Regions from separate parts of the Homo sapiens genome. Here regions 2, 3, 4, 5 and 6 are each linked to region 1. Evidence: chromatin loops called from intact Hi-C (ENCODE). Cell type or tissue: GM12878. All regions are shown on one strand. Region 1 has its middle 6.7 kb from the start of TAF8. Region 2 overlaps MED20 (mediator complex subunit 20). Region 3 overlaps FOXP4 (forkhead box P4). Region 4 overlaps CCND3 (cyclin D3). Region 5 overlaps USP49 (ubiquitin specific peptidase 49). Region 6 overlaps USP49 (ubiquitin specific peptidase 49).

Evidence for each region. Peaks named below come from ENCODE experiments on the same cell type or tissue, not always from the same donor. Only the 100,000 strongest peaks of a DNase experiment are listed, where the experiment ranks them.
Region 2: a loop joins it to region 1, with 10 times the contacts of the local background. A loop is called at or near these places in 26 of 110 quality-filtered maps.
Region 3: it touches region 1 in a loop (4-fold over the local background); 12 of 110 quality-filtered maps call a loop at or near these places.
Region 4: it touches region 1 in a loop (6-fold over the local background); 104 of 110 quality-filtered maps call a loop at or near these places.
Region 5: a loop joins it to region 1, with 11 times the contacts of the local background. A loop is called at or near these places in 75 of 110 quality-filtered maps.
Region 6: a loop joins it to region 1, with 4 times the contacts of the local background. A loop is called at or near these places in 20 of 110 quality-filtered maps.

What each region holds. Positions count from the first base shown.
Region 1 is chr6:42,041,298-42,046,297 of GRCh38, forward strand. It overlaps a transcript of CCND3 not described here. Among named protein-coding and RNA genes, the nearest start is that of TAF8, 6.7 kb to the right of the region's middle. RefSeq lists enhancers at 2,161-2,661, 3,373-3,422, 4,015-4,605, 4,430-4,579, 4,606-5,000 and 1 more. In GM12878, a CTCF peak has its summit at 3,101 (motif pointing left); DNase peaks (open chromatin) are centred at 3,064 and 4,584; H3K4me3 peaks cover 1,555 bases; H3K27ac peaks cover 959 bases.
Region 2 is chr6:41,900,424-41,905,423 of GRCh38, forward strand. MED20 (mediator complex subunit 20) reads right to left here. Exons shown (of 4, transcript NM_004275.5): 4 at 4,931-5,000. Among named protein-coding and RNA genes, the nearest start is that of USP49, 7.5 kb to the left of the region's middle. In GM12878, a CTCF peak has its summit at 1,902 (motif pointing right); a DNase peak (open chromatin) is centred at 1,928.
Region 3 is chr6:41,600,269-41,605,268 of GRCh38, forward strand. It overlaps FOXP4 (forkhead box P4), which reads left to right. Exons shown (of 17, transcript NM_001012426.2): 17 at 1-2,116. Among named protein-coding and RNA genes, the nearest start is that of MIR4641, 4.0 kb to the left of the region's middle. RefSeq lists an enhancer at 2,803-3,097. In GM12878, a CTCF peak has its summit at 2,971 (motif pointing right); a DNase peak (open chromatin) is centred at 2,993.
Region 4 is chr6:41,933,945-41,938,944 of GRCh38, forward strand. CCND3 (cyclin D3) reads right to left here. Exons shown (of 5, transcript NM_001760.5): 3 at 3,291-3,450; 4 at 2,615-2,751; 5 at 1,008-2,163. The coding sequence ends at 1,996. Among named protein-coding and RNA genes, the nearest start is that of CCND3, 5.4 kb to the right of the region's middle. RefSeq lists an enhancer at 4,335-5,000. In GM12878, a CTCF peak has its summit at 2,547 (motif pointing left); a DNase peak (open chromatin) is centred at 2,457; H3K4me3 peaks cover 212 bases; H3K27ac peaks cover 1,436 bases.
Region 5 is chr6:41,844,007-41,849,006 of GRCh38, forward strand. All of the region lies in intron 3 of USP49 (ubiquitin specific peptidase 49), which reads right to left. Among named protein-coding and RNA genes, the nearest start is that of USP49, 49 kb to the right of the region's middle. In GM12878, a CTCF peak has its summit at 2,958; a DNase peak (open chromatin) is centred at 2,905; H3K27ac peaks cover 1,034 bases.
Region 6 is chr6:41,798,928-41,803,927 of GRCh38, forward strand. USP49 (ubiquitin specific peptidase 49) reads right to left here. Exons shown (of 8, transcript NM_001286554.2): 5 at 4,879-5,000; 6 at 903-1,011; 7 at 1-2. Among named protein-coding and RNA genes, the nearest start is that of TOMM6, 14 kb to the left of the region's middle. RefSeq lists a silencer at 2,544-2,838. In GM12878, a CTCF peak has its summit at 2,684; no DNase peak of the experiment used is centred here.

The DNA.
Region 1 (5,000 bases):
CGGAGATCAAGGGATATGAGAGAAAAACTCAGTTGGGTCCTAGAGGTAGAATTCAAAGAAAAGATGGGAGTTCCCCCAGGACCAGCAGGTACCAGCTGACTGGAAAGAAGGAAGAGAAGGCCTGGAGAAAACTAGCATGTTCTATGCCCTGGCCTACGCTCAGTCACTCAGTACATCTGAGGGCTTGTAACCCCAGGATGAAAATAGATGCCACATTTGAAGAGTCTCCAAGTTTGTGGTTCTATAGCAGACACCGCTTACAGAAAAGACAATGGAGCTGGGAGGAAAGGAAAAGGCAGCCTTGCATCCTAGGGGCCGGCTGCTGGGAGGAAACAGCACTCCTCCCCTCTATAACCCAAAGACAGCTTTGTGATAGCCACTTGCCAGAGTAGAATAAACCTCCCCTGGGCCTTATTCCCAGTGGATTCCACAGCACCCAGCATGGCAAAGCTTAACAAACCAGAGCTTAAGACTTTGCGAATAATAAACAGACGTCTTCCCAGGGACAGGCAGACTGGGGGCCCTCTGCGCCTCATGCTCCTGCCCCGGGCTGGTCCTCCCTCCTCCATCTGGAGCCCAAATTGGAGCTCAAGGTCTGCATCTGTCTGAGGCCCCTGCTCCGGCTTCCTTTCCCAGAACTCAGGGACCTCAGGGGAGGTGGCAGGGAGGAACAGCAGAGAAGGAAGAGAACAGAGAACAAGAGGGAGGGTGAGTTGGAGCAGCAAAAGCTGGGGCCAGAACTGGGAGTTTCTGGGACAGCCCCAGCTTCAAATATTCTGTCCAACTGTCTGACCACAGGCCAGAGCTTGTGGACCGATTTTTATTTTAGAAAAGAGGATAACATGAAGCCATAGGTGGGATGGTGAGGAAAGAAACCAGGGCTGTCTCTTTGGATCTAGATGGCCCCATATCCACCCCGAGGACCTCTATCTGGGAGACGATGATGCCCATGATATGGTGATAATGACAGCAGCTATCACTCAAAGGACGTATGGCCTGCCCACCACTCAGCAGGGCTTTGTGTGTACTGCCTCATAATCTTAGGGAAGCGTAGGCTCGGAAGTGGGTTTTTTTTTTTTTGAGACGGAGTTCCGTTCTTCTTGCCCAGACTGGAGTGCAATGGCGCGATCTCGGCTCACCACAACCTCTGCCTCCTGGGTTCTAGCGATTCTTCTGCCTCAGCCTCCCGAGTAGCCGGGATTACAGGCATGCGCCACCACACCCAGCTAATTTTGTCTTTTTAGTAGAGACGGGGTTTCTCCATGTCGGTCAGGGTGGTCTCGAACTCCTGGCCTCAGGTGATCCACCCGCCTCAGCCTTCCAAAGTGCTGGGATTACATGAATGAGCAACTGCGCCTGGCTGGAAGTCTTAATCCTGCAGTCTCTCTGCCTCCCCTGTGCCTCAGTTTCCTTATGTATAAGAAGCAGAATAATAATGCCTCCCTCATGGTCTGCCGTGAGGATGCAAAAAAGACACCTGACATATAGTAGGCATTCAACTAATATTGGTTATTATTAATTCTCACCATTACCCAGAGAGGTGGGGTCTATAGTTATGCCCATTTTACAGACAAAGAAACTTTCACACAGCCAGAAAGGAGCTGAGCTAGGACTCGAAGTGGGGTCGTTTGTCTGTAGAGGCTCTCTCGACCACTCCATGAGAGATGGCACAGATTAGTGGTTACATGCACAAATGTTACAGCCAAATGGCTGAGTCAGACTTCCAGCTCAGCCACAGATGGGCTGTGTGTAAGGAAGCAAGCTGCTAGACCTCTCAGTACCTTGGTTTGCTCACCTGCAAAATGGGTGTCTCTGGCCAGGCACAGTGGCCCACGCCTGTAATTTCAGCACTTTGGGAGGCCGAGGCAGGAGGACTGCTTGGGTCCAGGAGCTCAAGACCAGCCTGGGCAACAGGGTGAAACTGCAAAACACTATCTCTACAAAAAACTAGCTGAGTATGCTGGGCGCGGTGGCTTACACCTGTAATCCCAGCACTTCGGGAGGCCGAGGCGGATGGATCCTGAGGTCAGGAATTCAAGACCATCCTGGCCAACATGGTGAAACCTCGTCAAAGATACAAAAAGTTGGCAGGGTGTGGTGGCGGGTGCCTGTAATCCTAGCTACTTGGGAGGCTGAAGCAGGAGAATCACTTGAATCTGGGAGGCGGAGGTTGCAGTGGGCCAAGATCGTGCCAATGCACTCCAGCCGGGGCGACAGAGTGAGACTCCATTTCAACAAAATAATAAAAAATTAGCTGAGCATGGTGGCGCCACGCGTGTTGTCCCAGCTACTCAGGAGGCTGAGATGGGGAGATCAACTCTGCCTGGGAAGTCGAGGCTGCAGTGAGCCGAGATCACGCCACTGCACTCCAGCCTGGGCGACAGAGTGAGACCCTGTCTCAAAAAAATCAGGGTGTCCTTGCTCATTCTGGGCTCTGCCTCTGTGTCCCTGGAGGCCCAGTGGCTCTGTGCCTCTCTAAAGGTCTGAGGGGGCAGCAAGCAGATCTGGGCCAACGACGGAGGTACCAGCAACCGTCTCCTTCCAGAGATAACCCCTCAGCCCTCACCTCAGGAACGACTGTCCTGGGGAATTTCACCCAGGGTGGGAGAACTGGTCAGGCCACTGAGTGCAAATAGTTTCAGAGAGGTGGGGCTCCTGAGGCCCCTTCCGGGAGATGACACAGGTGTCATGCCCTCTGAAGGGCATAAAAGGCCATGCCACATTAGCTACCCTGCTGGCTCGCAGGGCCGTCGGTCCTGCCCTCTGCTCTGGGCACACGGGTCCCTCTCTCTCAAAGGGAAAGGACAGTCAGGAAGGGGAAAGAGAAGATGTGGAAGAAATCCCTGACCTGGGGACGGGTGTATGCCGCAGAGGCGGAGGCCTGCACGTTCTGGCCGGAGCCTGGACAAGACAGAAGAGCACCTTTTACGGGGGCTTTGCTGGATCAAAAGCAGTTCTCTGGGCCCCGGTGTGTAAACAGCTGGTGATGGGCTGGGAGCAGAGGCTCCCTGAAACCAGTCAGCGCCTGAAGAACCCGGCAACACTCTTCATTCACCCAATCCAGTCACCCCAAGGTGACACACGGGGCAACAGCTCCACCTGGTGGACGATCAGGGACTACCACGGGCCAGGGAGTATGGGAGAGCAAAGAATGACATAGAAGAGGAAAGCAGGGGGAAAATCACATCAGGGGTTTACAGGCGAAGGGGCTTTGAGGTCGTCTTGCTGGCAGAGGCCCCTCTTATAGCATGAGCTCTAAGCCCCATTTGTTAGAAAGTTCTACGTTTTTTGAAAATCTGCCTCCACTAGTCCCACTAACCCCCTACTTCAAGGTTTGCCAGGGCAAACTTTTAAATATTTGCATACAGCTATAGTATTCCTCCTAAATCTTCCCCTTTGCTGCAATCTTCCAGAATTTGACCTGACCTCTCACCTCCTGCATCTTTTTTTAACTTGGCTATCTTTTCTTTCTTTTCTTTCTTTCCTTTTATTTATTTATTTATTTATTTGAGACGGAGTCTCACTCTGTTGCCCAGGCTGGAGTGCGATGGCGTGATCTTGGCTCACTGCAACCTCCGCCTCCCGGGTTCAAGTGATTCTCCCACCTCAGCCTCCTGAGTAGGTGGGATTACAGGCCCGTGCGACCACGCCCGGCTAACGTTTTTTTTTTTTTTTTTTTTGTATTTTTAGTAGAGATGAGGTTTCACCATGTTGGTCAGGCTGGTCTCGAACTGCTGACCTCGTGATCCGCCCACCTTGGCCTCCCAAAGTGCTGGGATTACAGGCGTGAGCCACTGTGCCCAGTGGCTATCCTTTCTTAAATACATTAACTTCCAAGGAATCCCTTCCAATTCTATCCCTCTCCCATACTAGCAGCAGCATTTAAAAAAATCCCTTTATATTTCAGCCTCCCTGTCTCAGTGTTTGATATATTAGGAAAGTCAATGCTCAGACTGAGAGTTAATTCACGAGTAAAGAGCCTAGACTTTGAAATCAGATAGATCCTCGTTCAATTCCAAGCTCTGCCACTTACTAGCTAAATTACTTTGAGCAAGTTTGCCTTTCTGAGCCTCAGTTTCCTATCTGTAAATTGGAGATAGAGGTGTTTACTACCTAGAGTTGTGGTGAATAAATATTAAATGAGACAGTACAAGTAAAAACTTAGGGACAGCTCCCGCAACACCATTCAGCTCCTAAGTGGCAATTACAGCCACATTCCTCTGAGTTTAAAGGTTGTAGGAAATGCTTTGGGGAAGAGAAAAGTGAAGGGGCCAAAGAAGAGACTTTCTGGAATTAGCCTTTCTCAACCTGCACGAATCCCAGGGGAATTCCAACAGATGGGTAACTTGTTCCAATGCCATTTCTAGCAGTGTCTGTTGCCACCCCTAGAAAGGGGCAGGCCTTGACAGCTCTTTGAAACTTGAGGATTTAAAATTTAAATGTCTTTGAGAGCAAGATAAACACATCTACTGCTCAGCAGGGAAAGGGAAACTTGGCAGGGGCCCCAGAACTTTCCCCACCCCCAGCCCTCCCTAAACTTCCTCTTGTGGTTTTTCAAGAGTACAACCTGTTCTCCACAGCCAAGCCAGTGCCTGGGGCAGGGGGCCAGGGCGTGCCAAGGGCTCCGCTGCACCCCACCCTACCAGCGAGTGAGGGAGGAAGGTGCGTGCGTGGGAGAAGAGCAGCTTGGAGGTTTATAGTTCTTAAGGTTCACGTCCTGCTTACCCGTTTTCTCAGTGCAGCCACCCTCCACCCAGTTCCCACCCTCGACTCCCAGCATCAATACCCATGCCCCCAACACACATCCCTTTCTCAAAGACAGATGCACGAAGTGCTTTGACTGCAGGCAGAGAGGGACCGCCTCAAGGCCTCCCCAAACCTGTGGGGAGGGCCCTTGTAAGAAATTTAAAAGCGTTTCAGAAAGGAGGTGGAAAAGGGGCTGGAATCCATGGAAACTGTCCCGTGCTCTCGCTTGCATCACCAGCATTATCCCAGCCTGT
Region 2 (5,000 bases), 140 kb before region 1:
TTATAGAAAATTAAAAGACATGAGAGCAGAGATAGCATCTTCTTGCCTACAAAACATTCTTCATATGTATTTTCCTTTGAGCCTCTCAACAACTCTATGAAATATGGAAAGCAGGCATCATTATTCCCACTGTACAGATGAGACTCAGAGACAACAGCTTGATTGAAGTTACGTGGCAAGTTAGGGCCAGTGCTATGGCTAGCACTCAGCCATCTGTCTCTTAAAGACGCATTCTCTTCCCTTGAGCAGGCCACCCCAGAATACCCGTCACCTTCACATTCACAGCCTTGCCTTTCCTACATGACAAAAGACTTCTACTCTTGAATTCTGACTTCAGGACAATCTAGGCTACATAAATGTGGTCCCTAAACTCTCTTTTTAAAAGTCTCCGAAGAAGATTCAGTTGAATTCATATTAATCTTAAAAATTAATCTGTGCTATCTGATGGTGGGGCAGGGGTCTATGTTGGGAAATTAAACAGAGAATGCAAGAGAATTAGGAAACTTTGCCCTAATCATTTCAATAATTTTTTAACTTGATAATTTCATCACAGAGGAAAGGAACTATTTCTCTGCCTCATCAATCACGTTTTTCTGAAAAATGAAGAAGTATATGCATTATGCCAAATTCCATTACAACAGAATACTTGCCAGACCCCATGGAGTGTCATAACAGAAGAGTAACTCTGAAGCCACAGAGGTAGCTATCAAGATTGCTTCATATATATTTACTCCTGCCTATTTTCAAAAGAAAAAGGGGAAACATAGGAAGATAGCAAAAACTCAGTCCATCTTCCCAGAAACTGTCTGAAAGGCCCAAAGGATTGGCTATAAAATGAAGAAGGAAAATCCTCTGGCTTGACACCCAGATGTAAGGTCCAGAAGGCAGGGAAAGATCCTGCTCACAAAAGCTGGCTGGACCAGTCTCAAACCTGCTTAACTTTGTCCTCATACTGTTTCCATTTCAGGATTTGCTCTCCCTTTAGAGACTCTTTTTTGGATCACAGATTCTTTTTCTTTTTTTTTTTGAGACAGAGTCTCACTCTGTCACCCAGGCTGGAGTACGGTGGCAAGATCTCGTCTCACTGCAACCTCCACCTCCCAGGTTCAAGTGATCCATTCTTCTGCCACAGCCTCCCAAGTAGCTGGGATTACAGGAATGCGCCACCACGCCCAGCTAATTTTGTATTTTTAGTAGAGATGGGGTTTCACCATGTTAGTCAAGCTGGTTTTGAACTCCTGACCTCAGGTGATCTGTCCACCTCAGCTTCCCAAAGTGCTGGTATTACAGGTGTGAGCGACCACGCCTGGCCGAGATGTAAGTATTGAATGATGGTCAAGCTAGGTGATTTAAAGAGTTGTTCTAACCAAAAAGACTGATTTGGGAATGCTCTACACAATCATAGTGACTCATCTTGGAGAGATCCCACCCCCAAGAAGTGAGTACTCACAAGCCAAAGACACCAAATTCTCAGGGGAGGCCCAAACTTGTAATGCAATTGGGTTCAGCCATTCCCCATGCAATAGTAACTGGGGTCTGTGGCCTAAGACACCCAGGCAGTAACAGAAATGGAGAGGGAGGGTGTGGCAAGAGAAAGGCAATGTTGGGAGTTAAAGGTATGGGGTTGGAGACCACAAGGCCATATATCAGTCCTGCCTGTCAATTTTTGACACCTGGAGCACATGCTTAGGTGGGGAACTTCTAACCACAACCCTTACCTTCCAGGATTTGGAGAGAAAAATTTCACTAACTGCCTTACCCTGAAGCCTCAGAACACACTGGGTTGGGTAGATCTGGTGGAGGGGAGGAGTGGTCAGTCCCTAGGTGTTTTCTTCAGTGAAGAAGCGACACCAATGCATGGTAGGGGAAATGTGACTACTTGGTCCTTGATATCTGAGGAAAGCCAGCAGGAGGCAGTGTGGGAGCAGGGTACAGAGAATCCAGCATCAAAGAGAGACAACAGGAAAGCACAGCCAGGGCAGGAACCATCAATGGATATAGGAAATAGACTAGACACAAAGTAGATTACAGTGGTTCCCAAGATCCAGTATTTGCCTTCCCCTTACACAGGTTTTGAGGTTTGCATGTATCCCCTGTACTGTAACTTAATAGATCATTTGAAAAGACTCTTCCAGGCTGGGCAACAGGATGAGACCTCCATCTCTACTGATAAATAAATAAATAAACAAACAAACTCTTAAAAACACCCCCATCCTAAGGAATAAAGTACTAGTTATATTTTTCTCTTAATATAAATTAGAATAAGACAGAAGTACTAGTATTAAAATGTTTCCACATTCCACCTAAAATCATTTGGCACCTCAGGGAGGTCCAGCTGCTGTACTTTGGCACATGCTGGTAGCCAGGAGTCTGGGCCTGAAATTTGGTCCTGACTCCACCCTCATCTCTCTGCATGACTTCTCTGGGAGATACAGCCTCTCCATTTTACACTGAGAGAACTAAATGAGCTCTAAAGCTGCCCTGACAGCTGACAGTCAAGGTTAGCATATTTCTGTGTGGCTCTGGCAAAAGTACCCCAAGATGACATTGGCAAGGCCCTAGAAGTTTCCCAGTTTCTGCTCTTTTGGGGTAGCTACAGATGGGAAAAGGGCTAAAGCATCTGGCAACAGAGGAAGGAGTGGTAGGAACATAGTCTAGAGGGGCAAGAAGAACATCAGATGTGAACCAAAAAAATATGGCATCTCCATTTACTGGCTGAGTGTAAGATTTATAAAATGGGAATAATCACGTCCTTTTCCCCTTAATTTATAAAAATAGCCCTCAACTTTCACTTTCATACACAAACATTTATATCCTAAAGTACTCCTGAAAGCCCCACTCAGAAATGCACACAAGAGCTGGATAACATATGGGTCCTTCCCACAAGTCATCAATTTATTTTTGGCAACTTTGCTAGTGGAGCCGTATTTCTTAAATTATTTAAGAAATGTAGGCTGGGCACGGTGGCTCATGCCTGTAGTCCTAGCACTTTGGGAGGCCGAGGCGGGCAGATCATGAGGTCAAGAGATCGAGACCATCCTGGCCAACATGGTGAGACCCCATTTCTACTAAAAATACAAAAATTAGGCCGGGCGCGGTGGCTCATGCCTGTAATCCCAGCACTTTGGGAGGCTGAGGCGGGCAGATCACAAGGTCAGGAGATCGAGAACATCCTGGCTAACACGCTGAAACCGTCTTTACTAAAAATACAAAAAATTAGCCGGGCGTGGTGGCAGGCGCCTGTAGTCCCAGCTACTCGGGAGGCTGAGGCAGGAGAATGGCTAAACCCGGGAGGCAGAGCTTGCAGTGAGCCGAGATCGTGCCACTGCACTCCAGCCTGGGCGACAGAGCGAGACTCCGTCTCAAAAAATAAAAAAATAAAAATACAAAAAATGCTAGGCGCGGTGGCTCACACCTATAATCCCAGCACTTTGGGAGGCCGAGGCGGGCGGATCATGAGGTCAGGAGATCGAGACCATCCTGGCTAACACAGTGAAACCCCGTCTCTACTAAAAATACAAGAAAAAATTAGCCAGGCATGATGGCACGCGCCTGTAGTCCCAGTTACTCAGGAGGCTGACGCAGGAGAATGGTGTGAACCCGGGAGGCCGAGCTTGCAGTAACACGAGATCGCGCCACTGCACTCCAGCCTGGGTGACAGAGCAAGACTCTGTCTCAAAAAAAAAAAGAAAATGGAAAAATACAAAAATTAGCTGGGTGTGGTGGCGTGCACCTGTAGTCCCGGCTACTCGGGAGGCCGAGGGAGAAGAATCACTTGAACCTGGGAGGAGAAGGCTGCAGTGAGCTGAGATTGAGCCACTGCACTACAGCCTGGTGACAGAGCAAGACTCTGTCTCAAAAAAAAAAAAAAAAAAAAAATGTATTACATTACCTGCTTCTTTTAGTGACACATTTCCTTTAATTGACACAAAGGAAAAAGTACCCAAGTGGCAGTTCTTAAATCTGGTGTTCTCTAGACTTAAAGCTGGTCGAATGTGTGCTTAAATGTGAAGGAAAAGAACAAAACTGAAAAACGCTGGAAATTTAGGCCAAGACTGTGCCTAAAAGGCAAAGTGGGCCAGGCACAGTGGCTCACGCTTGTAATCCCAGTACTTTGGGAGACTGAGGCAGGTGGATCACGTGAGGTCAGGAGTTTGAGACCAGCCTGGCCAACATGACGAAACCCCATCTCTACTAAAAATACAAAAAATTAGCCGGGTGTGGTGGTGGGCGCCTCTAATCCCAGCTATTCGGGAGGCTGAGGCATGAGAATTGCTTGAATCCGGGAAGCGGAGTTCGCAGTGAGCCGAGATTGCGCCGCTGCGCTCCAGCCTAGGTAACAAGAATGAAACTCCATTGCAAAAAAATAAAATAAAATAAGGGTCAGGCATGGTGGCTCACGCCTGTAATCCCAGCACTTTGGGAGGCTGAAGCAGGTGGATCACCTGAGGTCAGGAGTTCGAGACCAGCCTGACCAACATGGAGAAAGCCCATCTCTACTAAAAGTACAAAATTAACTGCACATGCCTGTAATCCCAGCTACTCGGGAGGCTGAGGCAGGAGAATCGCTTGAACCCAGGAAGCGGAGGTTGTGGTGAGCCAAGATTGTACCATTGCACTCTAGCCTGGGCAACAAGAGCAAAACTCCATCTCAAAAGTAATAATAATAATAAAAAAACAAAATAAAAGCCAAGTGTAGTTAGGGATTTTATACTGCTTTTTAGCTTTTAGGGAACAGAGTCCCTCCTTATGATGCATAAGTCTAGAGAGTCTATATTTACCACGATCAACTTCTGGAGATTTTCAGGAAATGCATTGTGTTCAAAATGCTGCCTATGCATTGTTTCATTCCATAAAAGCTGCAGCCTACAGAAAAATACAAATAAATAAACCTGGACGAGAGCAAATGTAAATCAGGAGGCCAAAAAGGTAAGATCTGTGCGTTTTATTTTTGTAAACTATATCTAAAACATACCTCAATATAAAAAACCAGAAACAAA
Region 3 (5,000 bases), 440 kb before region 1:
TGACCCTGGGCTGCTTCCTGGGGGCTCTCCAGACCCCTCTCTAGGACCAAGTCACCCGTCGTGCTGGGAGTGTGGATTCTAGCAAAAGAGCTGGAAAAAAGTCAGACTCTCCACAGACCCCCTATGGGGGACCCCCAACTCAAGGCCAAGGACTGGGCGTATCGGATGCTCATAACACCCCTGGCCTGGCCCCTTTACTGAGAAGACTCCTTGGATATTTCCCAAGAACCCCCCACATACACCCCTCACAAGCCACCCCTCCTGAGAGGCAGGGGGCCCTCCGCCCCCTCCCCATGTATTCCCCACCTGTGTTCCGTTTGACCAGCACAGAAATATTAAACGTCCTCTATTCACCGGGCCCTGTGTGTGTCACCGAGGTGCGGGAGGGGAGGAGCATTAAAGCTGAAAGATCGCTCTGCTCGGGGAGCCTGGGCAGAGCAGCAGCAACGTGAGGGTCGCTGTGGTGGTGGTTTCTGTGAGTGGATGGAATGAGCAGCCCTGCAGGGGCGCTGGGCATGTGCCCTCACTGTGGACAGGGCCCACCCACCTCCGGTTCCCCTGTGCCTCCTGTCCCTTCCACGCTTAAACAGGGTTCTCTGTCATTTTCCTGTTTTCTTCCAGAGTCCCAATCCTTTGCCCTAGTTCTTTCACTAGTTTGAAATCCAAGTTCTTGCCAGAGTGTTGGAGCAAGGCAGCTGATTTGCTGCAGGGATGGAGAGGACCACCGCCGCAGGGTTCTTTTACCTGTGCCACCAGCTCTGGAGACATCCACACCCATTCCCAGGTGTCCTTCCAGGCCCATTGTCCACGTCTTCAAGGGGGCTGCCTGGATAGGCGTGTGTGTGTGTAGTGCCCAGGTGTGGTGGTGGCATCCTGAAGCAGTAGGACCATTAGTGTGCGTGCACACCCACGTGGCACACTGTGTGGTGACCATGGTCATCATAGTGGGCTCACGGCGGAAACGGGATCATTCAACCTATACAAAGGGGACCCTGGATAGGCTGCAAGGAAAGAGGCCAAGGGCCAAGCTGCTAAGCCAAAGATGGCCCCTGACACCTCCCCCAGCCCCAGCACACCAGCCTGCACCTCTTATCCCGTGTTAAGTCCTGGTTCCCCACCTGCTGCCCCTCCTCAACACAGAGCCCCTCCCGCCGCCTCAGACCCCTGTGCACATCCCCAGGGCCTCAGCCGTCTCATTGGTCTTTATTTTTTATTTTTTTTAAGATGGAGTTTCGCTCTTATTGCCCAGACTGGAGTGCAGTGATGCTATCTCGGCTCACTGCAACCTTTGCCTCCCAGGTTCAAGTGATTCTCCTGCCTCAGCCTCCCAAGTAGCTGGGATTACAGGCGTGCACCACCACGCCGGGCTAAATTTTTTTGTATTTTTAGTAGAGACGGGGTTTCTCTATGTTGGTCAGGCTGATCTCGAACTCCCGACCTCAGGTGATCCGCCAGCCTCAGCCTCCCAAAGTGCTGGGATTACAGGCGTGAGCCACTGCACCCGGCTCTCACTGGTCTTACGCCACCTTCTGGACACTCCCTCCTTGAGGGCAGAAAGGAGTCCCAGGCCTGTCCCTAGGGACAAGGCCCAGGGAAGAGTGTATTTGGGGAGCAGGGGAGGGGAGGGTGTTGAGAAAGCTGAACTGGAGTCAATCACCCTTCCCACAAATCACCAAACTGCTGGAACTCTCCAGCCAAATGCTGGGAGAAGGACCTGGAGGGTGAGTCTTTGCTGACCTCTCTCTACTCTCAGGCATGTCTTTTGTCCTTTTCGTCCATCTATTTCTGTCTGTCGCTCACTCGCCCCGCTTTCTCTGTCTCACCTTCATCCACTCTGCAGGCCTGCTCCACCACAGCCCTAATCCTCTGGACGCTTGTGTAGGGCCTGGGGTGAATTCCCTGTCCCCCATGGTACCTCGAGAGGGGCTGGGGAGCTCAGCTTGGTCTCAGAGTCTCCCCACCAGATACTGTTTAAAAAAGTAGCACTGATGTGTTTTGTAATCTGCCCCTCCCAGCCCTCCGTGGAGGCTGCCAGGGCCTTGTACGGTAAACCTAGCTGCATGTAATCTGTGGACAATGGCATTCTCTACAATGCAATAAAAACAATTACCCATGATTTTGCTGCGGCCGCTTCCCCTTTCCCCTTCTTCCCCTCCCAGCTGGGACCTACCAGAATGCCCCAGAGAATCCTTAGGTGTTGGCTGCCAGTCTCCCAGCCCCCTTACTCTGCCCCCTTGAAGAAGTAGTCAGTTCTGTGGACCAGCCCCGGGGGCATTCTTCCTATGCCAGACTCTGGAGGGACAAGACTGCACCTAGCTTTATTCTCAGGACCGTCCTTCCCGCGGTCTAACTTCAGTTTCTCCTGCTTCAACTAGAGTCCTCTTTTTATTCCTCTCACAGGGATATAGTGAATGGTCAGTGCATTTGCAGGTGGGGTGATGATCTATTTTGGACACTGGTACAGGAGAGGGTCTTGCAATATAAGAAACAAGAGCTGTTATGAACCACCACCTTCTGGGTGCATTGGGCTTATAGACTCAGTAATTTATTTTCTTCCTGATCTGACATCCTACATGGGGCAGCCCTCCCACAATTATTACCTTATTCGAAGTATGAACCAACATGTCCACCCCACCCCCAACCCCCATCACGCTTTGCCTCAGGAAGCGCTGCATGCTGGGTATGTAGCTTCTCTCCTTTCTACTGTTAACTCACAGCCAGGGAGTAGGCTGTTAACTGCAGCTGGCAGCTTGTCCTGGTCTTAGCATTGCTGAGCCCTGTTGGGGAAGCTATCTTTGGAACCTGGGGAAAAAAAAAAGAGAAATACTCCAAGCCGGACGTTTTAGGGGTGGGATAAGTAGCGCTCTGCGCTCTGCATCCGACAGAAGTCCCCCTTCCCCTTGGCACTCAGCACTTCGCTCCCCCACCATGAACTCGCCACCTTGCCCAAGGCCTTCTTGCCGATGGTCAGCAGAGGGCGCTTTAAACAAAGCAGACCGGCTCCTCTGGACAAACTTGCCTGTTTCCGGGGCACAGAACAACTTCCCTGAGAATGCCAGCCGCCGTACAGCGGAGGGCTCAGTACCTGTTTTTAATAGTAATAATTATTAACAGTTAATGAGCCCTCATTATGTGCCAGGCACTATCCTAGAAGCTTTATATTTCATTTCATCCCCAAAACGACTCTGAGTTAGGTATTATTATCCCCATTTTATAGATGAAGAGACTGAGGCAGAGTCAAAGAGATGAGCAGATAAAGCATTAAGAATAAAGAATCTTTGCAGATGAGCAATCCGGGTTCTGGGTTTAAAAAAAAAAATGAACCTGTGGCTGACGGTGGGGAAAGAGAAGAGGGAGACCCTGTGGTTTGCCCCTGCTTTCTAGTGACACGATTTACTTTGGTGATCGCTGCTTCCCTCCTTCTCTGGAGGCTCCGAGTGGGGAAATGAGGCTCCGAGCGCCTCGAAGCTGGGAATTAGGCCCTGGCTTCTGAGTTCCCCAGCTGCCATTCTACTCTAAGCAGAATAAGGTAAATTGATCTTGAAACAGTCACTGAAGGACAGAGTGAGGCAGAGAAGTCTGAATTACCCTATAAAAATAATCAGACAGGGGCCCTTCTGATGGGACGGTGAGGCAGAGCAGTGCAGACAAAGATCCCCCTGTCTGTGGTGGGGACTTTAAAATGACACCCCTCATGCACAGCACACACCTTCACACACACATGCACATGCTACTACCCGATATACTGACACCAGAGGTCCCTTCCATCTGCAGTCATCTCTAGGTGACCAGAAATGGACCCCCAGGGTGGGACATCCCACCACACAGAACCCCCGACACCTCACTGGCCTGCAGTCTGCATCCGCCTCAGGATCAAAAGTTTAGAAAAACAGCCCCTCCTGAGAAGGCAGTCATGGTGGCAGCCCAGGCTGAAAGGCCCTCTGTCCTAGCCAGGAGGGGCCAGGGACAGGGCGTGGGGGCTGGCAACCTTCAGAAGACTGGCTGAATTAACAGGGACAGTGCAGTGGTGGGCTGGGTAACCAAGCTGGCACTCTGGGCTTCTGGCCCTGGCCCTCCCACGAGGGCCTCTCCTGCTCTGGGACCTGGAATGCAGGCCTGTCTATACAAGGCCACCATGCTTGGGCTCCAGGAGTGGGCCAGGTACAGGGGGTAAGGGTGGGTGGTCACCAGAGAAACACAGGGTGGGTCTCTGTTCTCTGAGAGCTGCTTCTCTGGCTGGGAAACAGATGGAGATCAGCCGACTGTCATGTGCTGTGAGGGAGTAAACACAAGGGTTCAAATCCTGGCTCTGCTGCTTGCCAGGTCTGTGGCATTGGGAAAGCCACTGGACCTCTCTGGGCCTCAGAGTTCTCATTTGTAGAATGGGGTGGAGTAATAATCTCTACATCACTGGCTTGTTGAGAAGATTAATGATATATAAAAAGATGTCTGGGCCGGGTGCGGTGGCTCACGCCTGTAATCCCAGCACTTTGGGAGGCCAAGGTGGGTGGATCACGAGGTCAGGAGATCAAGACCATCCTGGCTAACAAGGTGAAACCCCGTCTCTACTAAAAATACAAAAAATTAGCCGGGCGCGGTGGCGGGCGCCTGTAGTCCCAGCTACTCGGGAGGCTGAGGCAGGAGAATGGCGTGAACCCGGGAAGCGGAGCTTGCAGTGAGCCGAGATTGCACCACTGCAGTCCGCAGTCCGGCCTGGGCGACAGAGCGAGACTCCGTCTCAAAAAAAAAAAAAAAAAAAAAAAGATGTCTGGTGCATAATATGCCCTCAATACATAATGGCTGTTAATAAAATGGAGTCCTGGGTGCCAGTCACCATAGGGGCTCAGAGGGACCTAAGTGCTTACTGGGGACCAGTGTATCCTGGAAGACTCCCTGGAAGAGTTCTGGAGCTGAGGAGGGGAAATTTGGGTAGAAAGAGGGGAGAAGAAAGAACATTCTAGGCCTGCAGGGGAACTGAGATGGAGCTTAGGGAAGGTTAA
Region 4 (5,000 bases), 110 kb before region 1:
TATTTTTAGTAGAGACGGGGTGGAGAAGGGGTTTCACCAGGTTGGCCAGGCTGGTCTCAAACTCCTGACCTCAGGTGATCCACCCGCCTCGGCCTCCCAAAGTGCTGGGATTACAGGCATGAGCCACTGCACCCAGCCCAAGTGCCCATTTTTGTGTGGCCCATGAGCTAAGAATGATTTTTCCATTTTTAAATGGGGAAAAAATTAAAACAGTATTTTGTGATAGGTAGGAATTACATGAAATTCCAGTTTCAGCATCCATAAATAGTTTTGTTGGAACAGCCATGCTCACCCATTTACATGTTTTCTGTGGCTGGTTTTGTGCTACAACAGCAGAGTTTAAGTATAATCCTGCTATAACCCTTGTTATTTGCTTTCGAAATTGCGCATTTGTTCCAACCCATTTAATATATTTGGGAACAGTTTGATCATAACGCAGACTTCATGTTTGCTTGTGTGTGATTTCATCCTCGAGAAATAGTAGGTGAATATGGGAAACTGTATCTAGCTGAACCAAGCCTAAGTAGTACACAAAACTCACACCTAAACATGTACCAGCTACCTCACTCATCTCCCCACCTGTGTTGAGCAACCCTTCCGACGTCCACTTCCAAAAGCAAAGTGCATGTCTTCAAGATAAAAGGCCATATTTATTGTGATATAATTTCTCAACCATTTGACATATGTAAAAACCAAGCTATCCTTTTTTTTTAAATGTGTCACTCATTTGAGTGTTGTGCTTCAAGCCCCATTTTTCCCATGAGACCTGTGGTCTTTATTGTGCAATTTTGCATGGCATAGTGATTTTTAGGAACGCATAGGTCACATTATAAAGCAGAACTGACTATATTTGGGTCAGAGACCATGTACCCCACAAAGCCTAAATATCCAGCCCTTTACAGAAAAGGCTCAATGATCCCTGCTTTAGACCATTGACTTCCACCTCCTTACCTCATACAGTGCAGAAATAGACTTACCCACACACCAATCCAAGAAGCCAAAGCCAGTTTTATTTCACAATCATCTTTATTACAGTAGGATGATGGTCCTGGGCCACCAGCCTAAACCTTGCAGCCTTAGGAAAGACCTGTGTCAACAGGGCTTGCCTCCCTCTCTAGACAGGGGCTCAGCCACCTCCAGGGCATCCCTGCTGCATTTTCCCTGCTGGAGGATGGGGCAGAGGGACAATGGGAGAGGAGGGCATGACCCCACCCCAGGCTATAGCAGCTCCTTGGCCACAAAGATCCTTTTGCCAGTAGCAGAAGGGAGGAAAACAGCAACCACCAGGGTTACCACCACTTGTGGGATGGCCAGGACCCCATTATGTCCTCTTAAAGTTGTGCTCAAAGCAATTAATAAATTAAAATGAGCCTTCAGCAGCAAAGCTGTCAATCACACAGGAGAAGCTGAGCAGAAAGCAAAGCAAAGAGGAATTTATAGCTTCTCTGGCTGAGGCCTAGGCCCCTCCCTCTAGGAGCAGCTGTCAGCACGGACTACATAGGGGCCTCCAAAGTACTGAGAGGAGCCATCTAGACTATTCCCCCTCATATGTGTCTATCATGCATTAAATTTTAGAGGGACCCCAATCCAAATGCAATAACCCTAGAAGGGACAACACCTTTAGAAGGCACTAGAGCATTTTGGCAGTTGAAAACATGAGAGCCCCCAGGGGTGGGGGGGGGCGTTCAAAAGGAATGCTGGTGTATGTATCCAATTCTGTCCCATCAGCCTGGCCCACCCCCAGCTAGAGTTGGGAAAGGCGCTGCTGGTCAGATGCAGGGAGGAGGAGCTTGACTAGCCACCGAAATGCAGACATGGCTGGCCGGGCCCCTTAGTGCACACTGCGGGGATGGGTAGGACCAGATCCCTTGGGCTTTGTGAAGGGGGAACAGACGCCCCTTCAGGCTTAGATGTGGTGTGGTTCCTGGAGGCAGGGAGGTGGGTGGCAGCGGCCCCTCCTCTGCTTAGTGGCCACTCCAGAGGGCCTCTCCAGGGCTACAGGTGTATGGCTGTGACATCTGTAGGAGTGCTGGTCTGGCTGGGCCCTTGGCTGCTGGAGCCCCGGGGGGCTTTGGGCGCTGGGCTGGAGCTGGTCTGAGAGGCTTCCCTGAGGCTCTCCCTGAGTGCAGCTTCGATCTGCTCCTGACAGGCCCGCAGGCAGTCCTGGGAACATGGGAGAAGAGTGAGGAGCAAACACTCCCCCCATAGCATCTGGCAGCAGGTGCAGGGGAAGGACAGCTCCCAACACATGGGGAAGTCTGGGGAGGTTAGGCCACAGCCCGGCCCCAGGAATCGCTCTTTAGTTCTCAGAAACTAGCAAGAGGATGTGGCAAGGGAGTGTGAGAGCAGCCCTGCATCTGACACCAAACCCCCCACCCCCACTCCAGCACACCACTTGGCAAGAAAAGAACCCCTAGGGCCAGTGCCCTTCACCCCACCCAAGATACTTGCTCTTCCCCAGACCAAGGCAGGAGATAAAAAGCCACAAAGCCCCAAGGTTGTGAAACCAGGACTTGGGACCAGGTTGGGGTTGGAGGTTTCCCTCTACTGGAGGCTCAGGGCATAGCACTACTTTATGAATGGAGAGGCTGCTGCCCAGCTACCCAGCACTCACCACTTCAGTGCCAGTGATCCCTGCCAGCAGCTCTGTGAGCTCATCCCCGGACATGGAGCAGGCACCCAGGCCTTGCACTGCAGCCCCAATGCTGCCCGTGGCGATCATGGATGGCGGGTACATGGCAAAGGTATAATCTTGGAGAGGAGGAAAGGGAACCATGAGAGAAGGAAACCTGAAGGATAACGGCCAGCATGGACTTCCGACTCCTTGGAAAGTGCCAGGCAGCATGAGTAGAGCAGAGGACATGCTGGAAAACTCCAGCAGTGGGTGGGGCAAGATATCAGCAAGGGAGGAAGACAGGAAAGAGTATCTTTCCTAGAGATCAGAACCAACTGCCAGTTTCCATAGGTCCCGGGAATAGACAAGACACTCCCTAGTATGGGAACACAACTAGGGCCAAGAGACTGGGGTTCTGTTCCCAACCTGTTCACTGTGAGACCTTGGGCAAGTCACTTCTCTCTATACCCTCAGTGTCCCCACTACAAACTGGAGGGGTCTGAGATCCCATATAGCTGATTATAACCTGCTTTTCTGCATTGAGACTGGGGGCTCAGAGGGGGTATAATTTTCACAAAGGAATTTTGACAGTATAAACCAGAATCTTCAGTTACCTCTCACCCTTATAAGTCTTCTGATTTTTCCAATTTGGCAAAAATGTGCATAGGGCTCTTACCTGTAGCACAGAGGGCCAAAAAGGTCTGGGCATGCTTTTTGACCAAGGCCTGTCGGTCACGGGGCAGAGAGAGCCGGTGCAGAATGAAGGCCAGGAAATCATGTGCAATCACAGCAGCCAGGTCCCACTTGAGCTTCCCTAGGACCAGCACCTCCCAGTCCTGAAAAAGCGGGGAAAGGGTGGGGTCAGTGGCTGGAGAAGTGAAGAGGAGGGAGCAAAGCAGAAGTCTCAAAGTCTCAGGCAGGGAAGCCCATCAAACTTTTAAAGCCCAAGACCCCAGTTCTGTTTCTGATTTTAAGGCCGGGCACCATGGAGTTCAAGGCAGGGAAGAGGAGGAGGCATGTGCTTTGAGCACTTACTGATCATTTACTAGGTGCCAGGACAACATGCTTTACATGGATTATCCCTTTTAATCCTGTCTGGTTATGTTTAAGGGGCCAATAATCCAGGCCTTCTCCTGACTTCATTCAGGGCTCTGAGGATTTCTCCAGCCAGGGCTGAAAGACGGAAGCAGCAGATACCACAGCATCACCATGAACTGGGCTCTCTTCTGGGATGAAGCAGAAAGACTCTCTCAACCCCAAGGATTTGTGAAAGGGGAGATCACCACTAGCTTCCCCTGCAACTCTGCATCCCAGCCAAGTCCACACTTCTTGAATCAACAGAAGGGAGTATGACTCCTCCAATGACAGCCACAGAGCCTTTTCTCAGGTTCCTCAAAGGGGAGATTGCCCAACCCAAGCCACATCCCCTTGGTAGGATATCAGGGATGGGTCCTGAGGTATAGCACCCCACCCCACCCCCTTTAGCTGGAACCCGTAGTGCCCCATGCCACTTGACTTTCAGGAGGATAGGTAGAGGCCAAGCCAGACAGGATGGCTCCAAATGATTCCAGAGGGATCAAGCCCTATCCTCACCTACCCAAGCCTACCTGCCAGTACTAGGTCTCGGGAGAAGGCTGGGAGCTCCACCCCAGTCCACTCGTCATGGGTTCCCAGACCTGGCCCCATTTCTGAGTTGCACACATGAGGATTTCTTCATTGTTTTATCTCAGGAAGGAACTTGTGGGTTTGACTCCTTATTGAGGCAGAAATGGCAACCCCACCCAACCTCTTCCAGGCCCCAGCCACAGCTGTCTCTCTCTTGGCCCCAGCTTAGGTGTCAGCCTCTCAAATCAACCCCTACCCTCACAGAGCCCCAGAGAAAATAGCCTGGCCTGGAGCCAGAAGTGAGACAGATAAATTACAACGCTACCCCTAGTGCATGTCCCAGGAGCCAACTCCTAACTCAGCAGTAAACAGAAGGGACTCAGCTTCTAAGGAAGCATCTGGAAGGCAACTGGGAGTGGGACTCTCCCTATGGGGAGGCAAGGGGTTGTGTTTGAGGGAAAGTGGCCACCTTTCCCCATATCCAGGCAACCAGAGAATCCCAGTGTTAACTGGTGGAGAACACACCCCTGGGAGTGCTTAGCTTCAGTAGGTGGCAGCGGCCATCACATTCCTGACTTTTAAGGCAACCTGGTCTAGCTAGAAGACCCAGGTTCTACACTCATCTGCTCAGTGCGATGCTGAGGCAGGACCTTGCCCTCCTTCCTTGGGCCTCAGCCTCCTCTGCTGCACACGGATTTGGACCAACTGGAGTTCTCAGAGGTCCCTTCCAACCTTGACCTTCTAGGAAGTCTTTTGGGCACTCCACCCCCAGCTCAGGCAG
Region 5 (5,000 bases), 200 kb before region 1:
GCCCTCCAGCCTGGGCAACAAGAGCGAAAATCCATCTCAAAAAATAAATAAATAAATACAAAAAATCAGCCAGGCATGGTGGTGTGCCCATGTAGTCTCAGCTTCTTAGGAGACTGAAGCACAAGAACCGCTTAAACTCAGGAGGCGGAGGTTATGGGGAGCCGAGATTGTGCCACTGCACTCCAGCCTGGGCAACAGAGCGAGACTCTGTCTCAAAATAAATAAAAAATAAATAAGCAAACAATTTTCTAAATGATTGTTTAAAAATTTGTTTTTCTCTTTAGGCAACTGCGTATGTTGCAGTTTCTTTCTTTTTTTTTTTCTTTCTTTGAGACAGAGTCTCCTACTGTCGCCCGGGCTGGAGTGAGGGGCACCATCTCAGCTCACTGCAACCTCTGCCTCCCAGGTTCAAGCGATTCTCTTCAGTCTCCCCAGTAGCTGGGATTACAGGCGTCCGCCACCATGCTCGGCTAGTTTTTTGTATTTTTAGTAGAGATGGGGTTTCACTCTGTTGGCCAGGCTGGTCTCAAACTCCTGACCTCATGATCCGCCTGTCTTGGCCTCCCAAAGTGCTGGAATTACAGGCGTGAGCCACCGCACCCGGCCAATGATGGTTTTGATCAATTTCATCAAAAGACTTGCGTTATCCATCATGGTATTCCAGAAGACCACAGTTATAAAGCTGGGTACACACAATTACCAACTACAGTGATATCCATTTATACATTTCATTTTTTGACCTATTTCTTTATGAATTATGGTTCATCTGCTCATAACCGCTGTATCTGTATAACTACTGTTAATATACGTGAGTGGGTTTATGCTTGCAAAAATATTACCTATTTTATTGCGTAAAGTAGCTTATGAAGATTTCTGGGGTTTTTTGTTTGTTTTGGTTTTGTTTTGTGTTTTGAGATGGAGTCTCACTCTGTCGCCCAAGCTGGAGTGCAATGGCACAATCTCGGCTCACTGCAACCTCTGCCTCCCAGGTTCAAGCGATTCTCCTGCCTCAGCCTCCTGAGTAGCTGGGATTACAGGCACACGCCACTACGCCCGGCTAATTTTTGTATTTTTAGTAGAGACGCTGTTTCACCATGTTGGTCAGGCTGGTCTCGAACTCCTGACCTCAAATGATCCACCCGCCTCAGCCTCCCAAAGTGCTGGGATAAGAGGTGTGAGCCACCGCGCACAGGCTTTCTGTTACGTTTTTACATGTTTCTCAAATAAATTCCTTTAAAAAATGTAAATAGGCCAGGTGTGGTGGCTCACCCATGTACTCCCAGCACTTTGGGAGGCCGAGGCAGGCAGATCACCTCAGGTCGCAGTTTGAGACCAGCCTGACAAACCCTGTCTCTACTAAAAATATAAAATTAGCCGGGTATGGTGGCGCACACCTGTGGCTACTCGGGAGGCTGAGGCAGGAGAATCGCTTGAACCCAGGAGGCGGAGGTTGTGGTAAGCTGAGATGGCGCCATTGCACTCCAGCCTGGGCAACAAGAGCAAAACTCCATCTCAAAAAAAAAAAGGTAAATAAGCTGGGCATGGTGGTATGTGCCTGTAGTCCCAGCTACTTGGGAGGCAGAGTCAGGAGGCTCATTTGAGCCCAGGAGTTTGGGGCTGTAGTGCATTATGATCACACCTGAGAATAGCCACTGCATTCCAGCCTGGGCAACACAGTGAGACCCTGTCTCTAAAAATAAAATAAACAAAAAGTAAGTAAATGTCCTTTAAATAATTTTTTAAATATTTTTTTTTTCCAGAACTACATTTTCAGGATTTTTATCTTTCAAGATTGTGATTTTGGGGATTTTAGACTTTAGGGGATTTTGATCTTTTGAGATTTTAACATGCAGGATTGTTTCTTTGGGGATTATGGCATAAACCCCTCACTTATTATAGTCTACCAAATATTGATAGTTTTAATTTATAAATCTTGTCTTCGCAGCCAAAAGGTAAGTTATTTCAGGGCAGCTACCATTTCCTCATATCTCCAATGCTTAATAAAATGCTTTAAAAATAAAAATCATGGCCAGGCACGGTGGCTCACACCTGTAATCCCAGCACTTTGGGAGGCCAAGGCAGGTGGATCACTTGAGGTCAGGAGGTCGAGAGCAGCTGGACCAACATGGTGAAACCCCTCCTTTACTAAAAATACAAAAATCATCCAGGCATGGTAGCCTGCACCTGTTAATCCCAGCTACTTGGGAGGCTGAGGCAGGAGAAGCACTTGAACCCGGGAGGTGGAGGTTGCAGTGAGCCAAGATCGCGCCACTGCACTCCAGCCTGGGTGACAGAGTGAGACTCTGTCTGAAAAAAATAATAAAAATAAAATGAAAATCATTAGAGGAGTGATATCAACAAGATGGTAGACTAGAAAGCAACAGATCCTTCCCCAACAGAGACACAGAGAAGTCAGGTACTGTGCATTTTTCACTATATTTCCAGAGCCAACAATATGGCCAAATAGATATTCAGATTATTTACTGAACAAATGAATGAGTGAGAGGCAGTGTGGAGGCCCTTCCTAGAGAGGAACAATATGAGCAAAGTCAAGAGAGCAAGAGTGTGTTTAGTGTGTTAACAACAATATATGGACCAGAATACCTTTGTGAGAGCTCTGAAGAAGAGCTGAGAAGCTACAGCACCAGGCCACTGTAAAACCAAAAGGAGATTACAGCAAAAGGGTTAGGAAATTTCAGTGTTTGGCATGTCCTTTCATGTCCTTCTTCCTATGTAGCATAGCACAGAGCAAGTTGGAGGAAACCCCCCCCATACTGGGTCTACTCCTTGGACAGAAACAAAAGAGTTGACCGTGTGTCCAACATTCTGGCTTGTCTGGGGCTTCCTGAGAGACTGATTTCTATCTCATATGACTCAGAATACTGACTGGACAGGTTCCAGAGTACAGAAGACACTGAAAACAGAGGAGAGCAGGATGTTAGCACTGAAGTTCCATAGGCAGACATCAGGGGGAGCAAGAGGTCAGAAAAAGGTTGAGAGATCCTGGAAACAACAACCAGGATAATTGGTAAAGGTCTTCCTCTGCAAAGTCACTAGACAAAGACTTGGACAGATGGTTGTTTGTTTTAAGTGCTTAAAGCCCAGCAAGAGATTATAAGGCATACAAATAAACAGGGCAATATGGCTGAATTAAAGGAATAAAATATAACTCCAGAAACAGGCCCTAAAGAAATGCAGATCTGTGAGCTGCCTGACAAAGAATTTAAAATAACTGTTATAGATGCTCAATGAGCTAGAACACAGATACAAAACTAAATGAAATGAAGAAAACAATCCATGACCAAAAAGATAAACAATGAAAAAGATCCAAACAGAAATTCTGGACCTTGAAAAATTCAATAACTGAACTGAAAAATTTATTAGAGGGGTTCAATAGCAGGTTTAATCAGGCAAAAGAAAGTAGAGTCAGCCGGGTGCAGTGGCTCACACCTGTAATCTAGCACTTTAGGAGGCCGAGGCAGGTGGATCACGAGGTCAAGAGGTTGAGACCATCCTGGCCAAAATGGTGAAACCCCGTTTCTACTAAAAATACAAAAATTAGCTGGGCATGGTGGTGAGCACCTGTAGTCCCAGCTACTCAGGAGGCTGAGGCAGGAGGATCACTTGAACCCAGGAGGCGGAGGTTGCAGTGAGCCAAGATCGTGCCACTACACTCCAGCCTGGCAACAGAGCGAGACTCTGTCTCAAAAAAAAAAAAGTAGAGTCACAGGAGCAAAAAGGAAACAGATTGGCAAAGAGCACATAAAGAACTTATAGGGCACGATCAGGACAACACATTCTGAAATGCACATTATGAAAACTCAGAAGAGGGAGAGACAAAGTGGCAGAGAGCTTCTTTGAAGAAATAACAGCTGCAAGCTTCCCAAATCTAAGGAGATAAATGGATATGCACATTAAAGAACCTCAAAGGACTTCAACAAGGATAAATCTAGAGAGGATCATAAAGACACATTATAATTAAATTATCTAAAGTCAAAGGCAGAGAACATATTCAAAGCAGCAAAAGAAAATCGATTCATCACATACAAGGGAGTTTCCATTCCCAGATTTACCAGCAGAAACTCCAAAGAAGTAGTTTTCTGTATGTGAATGAAGTTTTTAACAATTTAAAACAGAATGCTGTAACTTTAAAGATGATTTATGCAATCACAACAATAAACACAAATAAAGTATCTATAGAATATATATAATAGGAAATGAGAAGAGAATCAACATACATCGCTACAAAAAAAATCAACAAAACACGAAAAAGGCAGTAAAAAAGAAGGGACAAAAAAGCTACAAAATATACCAAAAACAATTAACAAAATGGCAATAGTAAATCCTTCCCTCCCTATTGGTAGCCTATGTTTTGTTTTAGATAGGCTCGCACGCTGTTACCCAGGCTACAGTGCAGTGGCACTATCATGGTTCAGTGCAGCCTCGACCTCCTGGGCTCAAGCAATCCTCCTGCCTCAGCCTCCTGGGTAGCTGGGACTATGGGTGCATGCCACAACATCTGGCTAATTAAAAATATATATATATTTTTTGGAGAAATAGGGTCTTCCCTGGCCGGGTGCAGTGGCTCACACCTGTAATCCCCGCACTTTGGGAGGCCAAGGCACACGGATCATAAGGTCAGGAGATTGACACCATCCTGGCTAACATGAAACCCCATCTCTACTAAAAATACAAAAAATTAGCCAGGTGCAGTGGCAGGCACCTGTAGTCCCAGCTACTTGGGAGGCTGAGGCAGGAGAATGGTGTGAACCCGGGAGGCAGAGCTTGCATTGAGCCAAGATCGCGCCACTGCACTCCAGCCTGGACAACACCAGTGAGACACCGTCTAAAAAAAAAAAAAAAATGAGAGAGAGAGAAATGGGTTCTTCCCTATGTTGCCCAGGCTGGTTTCTAACTCCTGGCCTCAAGTGATCTTCTTGTCTTGGCCTGCCAAAGTGTTGGAATTACAGGCAGGAGCCACCATGCTGGGCCAGTAATTA
Region 6 (5,000 bases), 240 kb before region 1:
ACCTAGAACATGGATATAAGCTTGTTACTAGTAAAAACTGGCATATATAATCGTAGGTAGAGGTAGGTATTAATAAAACAGGAAACTGAGAAAATTTAACCTTCTGGTTTTGGTTTTCCCATCAATAAAATGGTGGTAATCAATGTTCACACTTATTTATTTATTTATTTATTTATTTATTTATTTATTTTCAGACAGGGTCTCACTCTGTTGCCCAGGCTGCAGTGCAGTGGTGTGATTGATAAAGGCTCACTGCAGCTTCAACCTTCCCGAGCTCAGGTGATCCCCCCACCTCAGCCTCCCGAGTAGGTGGGACTATAGGTGCACACCACCATGCCTGGCTAATTTTTGCATTTTTTGTAGAGACAGGGTTTTAACCATGTTGCCGAGGCTGGTCTCAAACTCCTGAGCTCAAGCAATCTGCCTACCTTGGCCTCCCAAAGTTCTAGGGTTACAGTCATGAGCCACTGCGCCTGGCCCATTTATTTGCTGTTAATGTTCCATGAAGTACTCTAAACCTAGAGATCCCTAAACAAGCAATTCAAGCAACAGTCTTTTTGTAGTTTCCTGCCTGTGCTTCTTTTGCAGATTATTTTATACTTCATCCTGAAGATGAATCTACATAAGTCCAAGCCAGGCTAGAAAATCTTTAAGCACAGACACCCAGTGCAGGCTGGATAATTAATTACACAGGAGCATGAGAGCAAAAGCCCAGTCCTGCTGGGCTCCCACATCAATTTGCCTTAGTGGATGTGAACAGTTTAATCTCCATGGAAAACACGAGGTCTCAAGTGAACAGGCTTCCCCTCCCAACACCATAGAAGACATTTGCCCTCACCAAAGCCTTTGGAGCAGCTATTCCCACAGCTCTCACCCAGCTGGGACTCCCACAGCAAGCTCACCTGAATCTTTTAAGGTGCAGCCGGAGAACCTGAGGTAGTCTGTAGATCATTAACTGCTTTCTAGCTTCACTCAGAACAAGGGGTTTGGGATTGGATTTTCGTCGTTTGCCTATGTGGTTTGGGAAGGTATAAGACATAGGTTGTGAGGAGTTTTTTCTAGCTATGGCAGAGACAGTGACTTGCCATTCAATATGCATTCTCCATATTTCTCAGTATCTGAACCTCAATTTTTTGGGGGGCGCAATGTGACACTCTTTATGACTGCATTTCCCAGCTTCACACGCCTGCATGGTGTGGCCATGGAAGTTCTGGCTAAGATGAAAGGAATGACTGTGTGGGACTCTGCTTAGACAGGGCTGACTCAGTTGTAAGGCACATCCCTTTGGCCTTCCCACTATCTGAAACTGCTGGAATTCCTCCTGGACCAAAAGGTAACTTTGAAGACAGAAGTCTTGCAATGGGATAGTAAAACAGAAAACAGAAATAGCTTGGGTCACTGATGACCATGCAGCCACCATGCTGGCCCTGAATGTCCTTCAGACTTGTTTTATGTAACAGAACAATAAAATCTCTCATTTTAAGTCATTGTTATTTGGGTCGACTGTTACAAGCAACTCAAATCTTTCCAATTTTTGCCATCAGCAACTTTGCGTATAATGGAATATAATGGAACGTGCAGCAGCAAGCACATAGAGTAGAAGCATATGTTAAGGTTCCATGTCTTCACAATGGCTTATAACTTCAATTATGATACCCCACAATATGATTTTAAAAAGCTTTTTGTTTGCACTAGGTAAGCCTAATTCTACTTCCTGCTCACAACTAGTTGTGTGCTAATGGATAAGTTATTCAAAACTCTGAACCTCAGTTTCCTCACCAGTAAAATAGGAAATAATGCATATCTTTCAGGCTTAGGAAAAAAAGGATAAGATTACTAAATGATAGAGTATTTAAACACATTTTTTTCTTTAGCATGATTTGCTTATGGCATATTCAAACATTTAGAAAATAAACTGTTTTATATTTTTATGCTGTGCGTAGTTTTTGAAACATATTTCCTAGATAAAAGCACATTGCTGGACATGCAAGGACAAAGCTGACAGGTAGGCTAAATTCATCTACTCCAAAGCAGAACCAGTGATCAGTCTCTAATTTTGTTTCTAACTGTGGGGGAAATGCATTTCTCGAAGTCCTGGCTTCAAGCAGTCCTCCCACCTTGGCCTCCCAAAGTGTTGGGATTATGGGTGTGAGCCCACTGTGCCCAGCCTTGAGGAAATGCATTTCTAAATTTCAGCAAATAAATAATGGAAATAGAGTTCTCTTAGTTTCTATCAGAAGCCTTTCCTGTAACCATTTACTGATGACTGTTTTGTTATATTAAATTGGTAAATGGATGAGAGTAGAAAATTAGTGGTCTACTGCAGTCCCTGTTAATTGTCTTGAGCTGTTGATATCATGGGCTCAGTGTTTGAAGAGCAGCTGGGCATCTGATTCCAAGTCCTGTCTGTACTACTCATGAAAGGTAGCAAATCACAGCCAGATGATGTATCACAGAGCTTTCTGTGACAATAGGATGTGGAGGTGTAACTTCTCATAATAGACTGCATCAGAATGAGTGTGCCATAGGAGAAGCTTTTACCAGGGTGTAGTCGTCACAATACGTGGGGGCATGAACAGAAATGGAATTCACAGAGGGGCTTGGCCTTATTTTATATTCCTATTCACCATTTTTTTGAAAATTACTGCAGCTCTGGCTAGGAATCCTGGCAGTGACTGCCACCTTCAGCAGAGGGAGTATGTGAGCTAAGATGAAGACAATATAGAGTCAGGCTTTGTTTCCCTAAAATGAAATTCACAAAGAAAAAGAAATTACTGATTCAACTGAGATTGATCAGTTCTGTCTCCATTTCATTAAGCTGGCCAGGAAGACAGGTAGAAGACTGACAGTTTTGAAACTTCACAGGCAACAGATCAATGCATCTCATCCCCTCACCATAGGTTTCCTTCTCTGCCATTATTTGTACTTGCCTAGAGAAATCCTGATAAATTGGCATATCTGACAACCAAAGAACAATCCTTTCTTGTAAAGATAAACAAAAGTTATTTCTTGCCTAATCTATCATATCCAAAAATGATGGAGTTAAAGCTGTTAATATTCTTTTGTTCCTTACAAGTAAAAGGCTTCAGGAATCACTGTTTTTTTTTTTTTAAATATTACTCTAATGAAACAATTTGATTCACCTGACTCTGTATCTCAAAATGGAACAGGATAGGTGAGTCTATAGTTAACCAGGTATAAAATTTCAAATTTTGTTTTGAAATGGCAAAATGATATCGAGCATAACTTTGTGGTTTTTGTTTTTGTTTTTATTTTCCCTAAAAGAGGTCTTGCTATGCCACCAGGCTGGTCTCAAACTCCTGGCTTCAGGCAATCCTCCTGCCTTGGCCTCCCAAAGTGTTGGGATTACAGGTATGAGCCACTACACCTGGCCTCAAGCCTGACTTTTGATTTTTGTTCTGATTCTTCAAAGAGCGGAACAGGTTTCCCACAATTTATTTTATTTTATTTTATTTTATTTTTTATTTTATTTTATTTTATTTTATTTATTTATTTATTTATTTATTTATTTATTTATTTATTTTTTATTTATTTTTTTTTTTTGAGACAGCATCTCGCTCTGTCACCCAGGCTGGAGTGCAGTGGCGCCCACCTTGGGGTCTCCCAAAGTCCTGGGATTACAGGCGTGAGCCACTGCACCTGGCCTAAGATTTTTTTTTTCTTCAAAACTGGTAATCTAAACTATTATGTGACTGAAAATTGATTTCTAGGTCTCTGCACAGTCCATTAACTTTATACTTTTAGTTTCCAAATCTATATATGCCACAAACCCCAAACATAAGCATCCACATATTTGTTCTGCATTTCCTCTGTCCATACTGGATTAGCAGAAGCATTAAGTGTTAGTGTGGCAAGATGGAAGGACCCTGATAACATGCCTCTGTAACCATATGTAAGAGTTCCATTTTAAAATTACAGACAACACAGAAATACTTCCGTATGACCCTCTCTGAAATGTGAACTTTTCAGGCATGTGAACAATAAAAACAAAATGCAGAAAATATTTCATGAAGCTGCCACTGAGCAATGCACCTTAAGACTTGCTTTCTTGGTTCCACTGTACCAATCTTTAGCATCACTTTTGACAGACATTAAGTCTACCAGTTCAGTACAAAAGCTTGCTTTTCTGATATCGCACCCTTCAGAAAGGCTATACCATCTGGGTTTAGATTAAGTAAGAACTGTCAGACTCTACATTCATGAATTTAAGCAGCAGCCCCACAGCACTAAGAAGCTAAGTACTAACATTCTCAGAGTCCCCATTTCAGGAGCCACAACTTTAAAATCCCTTCCAAGATGACAACTAATGTCAATCAGGAGGTCAATCAACTCCTAGGTCTTTGTTTCATTTGTTGTTGTTGTTGTTGTTGTTTGAAACGGAGTCTTGCTCTGTTGCCCAGGCTGGAGTGCAATGGCGCAATCTTGGCTCACTGCACCCTCCGCTTCCTGGGTTCAACCGATTCTCCTGCCTCAGCCTCCCGAGTAGCTGGGATTACAGGCATCTGCCACTATGCCCAGCTAATTTTTGTATTTTTAGTAGAGACAGGGTTTCACCATGTTGGTCAGGCTGGTCTCAAACTCCTGACCTCAAGTGATCTGTCCGCCTTGGCCTCCCAAAATGCTGGGATTACAGGCGTGAGCCACAACGCCCAGCCTTGTTTTGTTTTTTAATACATAATTAAAACAAGTCCATGTTTTTTGTTTTTAGAAAAATGGGAGAAAAAGATCTTTAAAAGATGCTTTAGAACCATTCAATATCATTAGTGTTACTTTTGACTAAAGAGGACAAAGCAGCACCTTAAACTGATATTCCAATTATTCTTCCCCACTACGCCCCCTCCTCCACACAGCACTCACTGTTACACTGGTCACAAGCGTAGATTCTCCCTTCCAGGGCCTCTGTCTCTGTGAATTTGGCCAGCATCTCAGTGAGCAAGCACTCTGTTTGATTCAAAGGGACAAACCCCTTTTCTATGCAG